Linked DNA regions of Homo sapiens: region 2 is linked to region 1. A link is an interaction called in ENCODE POLR2A ChIA-PET data of the cell type or tissue named here. Cell type or tissue: OCI-LY7. All regions are shown on one strand.

Evidence for each region. ChIA-PET counts read pairs that join two places held together with the same protein. Peaks named below come from ENCODE experiments on the same cell type or tissue, not always from the same donor. Only the 100,000 strongest peaks of a DNase experiment are listed, where the experiment ranks them.
Region 2: POLR2A ChIA-PET joins it to region 1 with 6 read pairs; 8 of 35 experiments call an interaction of 5 or more read pairs at or near these places.

What each region holds. Positions count from the first base shown.
Region 1 is chr6:139,173,985-139,176,484 of GRCh38, forward strand. It overlaps HECA (hdc homolog, cell cycle regulator), which reads left to right. Exons shown (of 4, transcript NM_016217.3): 3 at 401-555. It also overlaps a transcript of TXLNB not described here. Among named protein-coding and RNA genes, the nearest start is that of HECA, 40 kb to the left of the region's middle. RefSeq lists an enhancer at 1,458-1,527. In OCI-LY7, no CTCF peak of the experiment used is centred here; a DNase peak (open chromatin) is centred at 1,557; H3K27ac peaks cover 840 bases.
Region 2 is chr6:139,322,485-139,324,984 of GRCh38, forward strand. It overlaps a transcript of TXLNB not described here. Among named protein-coding and RNA genes, the nearest start is that of TXLNB, 32 kb to the left of the region's middle. In OCI-LY7, no CTCF peak of the experiment used is centred here; DNase peaks (open chromatin) are centred at 1,257 and 1,527; H3K4me3 peaks cover 1,488 bases; H3K27ac peaks cover 2,414 bases.

The DNA of each region.
Region 1 (2,500 bases):
AGATCAGTGGTGTTGGTTAAGTCTCTATATGCTAAACATAAACTTTTGAGCAGGAAGTCCTGCGTGAATACAGTACAGGCTGGTTTTGAGTGTATGTGGCTTTGTTACTTGAATTTGGATGGACCCATTATGTAAGCCCAGCAGCCCTTTTTGGAAAAGTGAATTGAAGCCAAGTTTTTAATATGCTTGAACTTAAAATACATGCTTTATTGACAACAGCTAGTAATTCATCATTATCCTGAAAGGACAGCTTGTGTACTAAATATTGATTTTTCTTTTTATATTTATCCAAATGATAAAATCTTTGCTTATAATTGGTAGATGAAACATTTTTATCTCCTTGGAGATGAAATGTGATTTCCATGATGGCCACTCAGAGCCTTGTGTCTTCTGTGCACAGGGAGACTCATGCATCTGTATGCCGTGTGCGTGGACTGCCTGGAAGGGGTTCACAAGATCATCTGCATCAAGTGTAAGTCACGGTGGGATGGCAGCTGGCACCAGCTGGGCACTATGTACACCTACGACATCCTGGCTGCCTCTCCATGTTGTCAGGTAGGTACTGAACACACTGAGGGAGCAGTGGGTGATATTAGGCTTCTGTCCCCAAGTGAATGTAGGGAAGATGCGTCTGGCAATAAAGAAGAAATTCAGTCCAGCAATGATGGCTGAGTTACTACTTGTAATGTAGTCATTTAGTGGAATACTATTCAGTCATTAAAAGGAATACTGTAGAATAATATATAATTATGTGGGAAGCATTTCCAGTATATTAGGTCAAAAGAACAGGTTATAAAATGGTATAATAATATGCTTGCATTTGTAAGTAAGTGAGCATGAAAAGGGAATTGCTAACCTGTTACCAGATGGTCTCAGTGGTGGGAGGCTGAATGGTTCCTTTAGTTTTCTTTTTCCTTGAGTATATTTTCTAAGATTCTGTATGATTAGCTTATAGTAAATTTCTAATAGAAAAAATGTTATTCAAAAGGAAGAAAGTCACTTTCTTAAATAGGATTTTCTTGTTTTCTTTCTGTGGGATAGTACAGTTATCCAGGAATTGCATGCCTTGTAAGGTGTTTGAGGTTGTAATCCTTAAAGCACTACTAAAAGGAGGCATTGTCTCATGCTATGAGGACATCTGAAATTTAGCTGTCATCAGAAAAAGAGGGAAGTATTCACATATGAAAACACAAATAACCTATAGAATCACAGGAGACAAAATGCTTGGAAATATCTTGCTTTATTTCCAAGTGCTTGGGGAAGAAAACAGCTTGTTAGGTAATTCCTTGATACTCTCATGGGCAGGAGAGAAATTTTTCTTTGCTCTAAAGTGTTCCAGCCTGGTTTTTTAGTACAAATAGCTGATACATACTTCATTAGTTACTGCATAGTTTTATGTCTTTAGCATTATGGCTTGATTTTTGTAAAGAGAGTATCTTTACTATTATCAGTAGTTATTCACTGTGGCATTTTATGATAGTTATTGTGCCTTGATGCCAGCTCTTGAGAGAAACCAGAGGAAGTGGCTCCCCTCTGCACACACACACCGTGGAGGATTATCTTTTAAATTGAAGAAATAAGGAAGTGAAAGAACTTTTGAGCCTGTTAACTCAGAAGATTAGCACTGGAAAGGACCTGGGATCTAGACCGACCTCCTTATTTCCTCATACAATGGAGGCCTACAAACTTGGGATGTTTTACCCAGGTCTACATACATTGTGTCACAGCCATGACTGCACCGTGTGACTCCTGTTCTGGTGTTCTTTCTGGTACACCATTGAAAGGCAATGAGATTATTTCCATGTCTTTAGGAGGAAAAACAGAACAGCATCCTGCCACACCCAGCCTCTTGGTATTCACCATGCACTGTATTTCTTCCTTAAAACAATTGAAGCCCAGACCTTTCTTTTCTGGCCCCCTACTGAAATGGAAAATATGTTCGATTATTGTTAATTTAAAAAAATCAGTGAGGATACAAGTGTTAGACGCTACTAATGAATCAAGGGAAGTCTTCAATAAGATGTAGCCAAAAATAAGCAATAATTGATTCTTAGAAAGGTATAACAGTGTGAAGACGGGTTTGCTCAGAATCACACTTTTAATGTTGTTCAGAGAGATTACGTAGTTAAAAGAGTGTTTATCTCAGGTTACAGAAAAGTAGTTCCTGCAGTGGCTGAGGATCAGCAGGCTGCTTTGGTTCACTCCAGCCTTGCTGCTTTCTAACCATGGTCTTTGGCATGGTGCTTTATCACATGTGCCTCAGTTGCATTATCTAAAAGTCAGCTAATACTACCTACCTCCCAGGAGTATTTTGAGAACAAGTTGAGATTATACTTTTTAAGTACATTTTTAAAATGAGTCTAAATTGAGTCTGTTTTATTTATAATTTGTGGTTATTCACTTAAGTCCTGGACCCATTGCTGAAAGGTTCCAGGACTGTGCTGTTACGGAGAGGCTAGGCATGAGTGAAGATGCAGGGTGCTGGGAACTCCAGAAGCCT
Region 2 (2,500 bases), 150 kb after region 1:
TTAGGCCCCACCTCCCTTCTAAAGAAATTCCTCCTCCAGTCTTCCCCATTATAGAAAATGGCAACTCCATCCTTTAGTTACTCAGATCAAAAATTTGGACTCATGCCTGACTCCTCTCTTCCTTTTCCATCCCACATCTGATCCAACACAAAAGTCCCATTAGTTCTATCCTCAATACGGTGCAGAGTTCAACCACCTCTCATCCAAATTATCTTAGTAACAACTGCCTTCCCGGCCACTCCCCTAAAATATCGATGCCTCCCCAGCCCAGCTTTATATCCCCCTTGTTCCTTCTTTTTCTGTAGAAAAAACACACTGCACATTTTCTGTACATTTTACTTATTTGCTGTGTTTATTCTTTGTCTCCTCCTCTTGCCTGTATGTTGCATGGGGGCAGGCATTTTCGCTGGGTTTTCCCTGCTGTTGAATCCCCCATAAACAGATGCTAATTGAATAGTGGCTTCCCCAGGACAGAGGCCCATGGGGCTATCAATTTTCTAAATGTCCATTTCCCTAAATCCCTTTATCTCTTTTGGATCTGTCCTCATTTTAAAATAAGAAACTAGCATTTCTGTGAACTGACTAGGAATAATTTCAATTGTCATTTCAGTAAGAAGTTTCATTTTGGACCAGTGACTATGATTATCCTTCCTTAAATACATAGGAAATCATTTTGTTGGTGTTGACATTGCACGAGATGAAGAAGGGATGGGGCTCAGTGTGTGGTTTGGGCTCTTTTGTTTGCAAGAAACCTCTAGAGATGTATTATAGTGACCCCAAGAAAAAGAATTTGTTTAGTTTTTTTTTTTTTTTTTTGAAACGGAGTCTCGCTCTGTCGCCTAGGCTGGAGTGCAATGGCATGATCAAGGCTCACTGCAATCTCCGCCTCCCGAGTTCAAGCAATTCTCCTGCCTCAGCCTCCCGAGTAACTGGGACTACAGGTGCGTGCCACCACGCCCAGCTAATTTTTTGTATTTTTAGTAGAGACGGGGGTTTCACAGTATTAGCCAGGATGGTCTCGATCTCCTGACCTCGTGATCCGCCCGCCTCGGCCTCCCAGAGTGCTGGGATTACAGGCGTGAGCCACCGCGCCCAGGCTTGTTTAGTTTTTTTATTTACTTATATAATAATAAAGAAACATGTGGACCTGGGCTGGGGACAAGCAGGAAAGTCACCAAGAATCACGAGGCACGTGGTTTCTCTCTGTACATCTGCTGCATTGTCTTCTCTAGGCTTACTTACCAACTTCCGCTGCTTACTCATAATTTCTGTTTCCTCTTCGTTTTTCCGGGGCCCTAGTTTACCTCCGGGCTTCCGTTGGCATCAGCTTCCATTCCCCTACATCTGATGGCTCGGCCCCTGTTTCTCAAAATTAGGCAGCTGTGGTTTACAACAGGGGACAGTCAACAGATTGCTCCAGTCAGTGCTCATCCCCGTCCTTTCTGCTGTGGTCAGGGTTTGGAAAGGGTCCCATAAAGCAAAACACGCCCCCAGAAGCTTTGCGCAGGGAAGGTAGATAGGAGTCACGCCCCTCCCCCATTGTCATCGCCATAGAAACAGGTTCCTGTTTATTCAGATGACTGTCTGTTTAACTGTTTCAACTCCACTTTGACTTGGAAAAGTGTTCTGGGATACTGACATTGTTTTATGATTCCCATCTTTGACTACCTTATTCTAGCACCAAATGTTAAACATGCAGCCCATTAATGCTTGAGCTTAGCTTTGTTTTCAGAATCTTCTGCCGGAAGCTTCTAGCTTCCTTCCAAGCTCTGGGGACAGAGAGGAGCCTCCTCTTTTGTGGAGTGTATTCAATGTGTGTGTATATATATATACATACATATATATTTTTTTCATTTAATTTTTTTTTTTAACTGTGACTAGTTCAGGATGACATTTTACAAAATCCCCCCGTTTTTTTTTTTTTTTTTTTTGGTCTGTTATTGTTTCTGGAAAGGAAAGTTTTATTTCCTTGTTTATTCTGTGTCTTCTCCTCTCTCCTGTATGTTGCATGGGGGCAGGAATTTTTGTTAGTTTTTTCTCCCTGTTCAATCTCCCATAAACAGCTGCTGATTGAACAGTGGCTTTCCCAGGACAAGGGCCCGTGGGACTACATTCAATGGTTTTAACTTGAATGCAGAATAATTTTTTTTAAGAGATTACCTTTTATTTCATTTTTTATTTATTTATTTTTTGGGGGGGACGGAGTCTTGCTCTGTCACCCAGGCTCGAGTGCAGTGGCACCACCTTGGCTCACTGCAAGCTCCGCCTCCTGGGTTCATGCCATTCTCCTGCCTCAGCCTCCCAAGTAGCTGGGACTACAGGCACGTGCCACCACGCCTGGCTAATTTTTTGTATTTTTAGTAGAGACGGGGTTTCACCATGTTAGCTAGGATGGTCTCAATCTCCTGACCTCGTGATCCTCCCACCTCGGCCTCCCAAAGTGCTGGGATTACAGGCGTGAGCCACTGCACCTGGACAGATTTTATTTTTTAAAAAAATC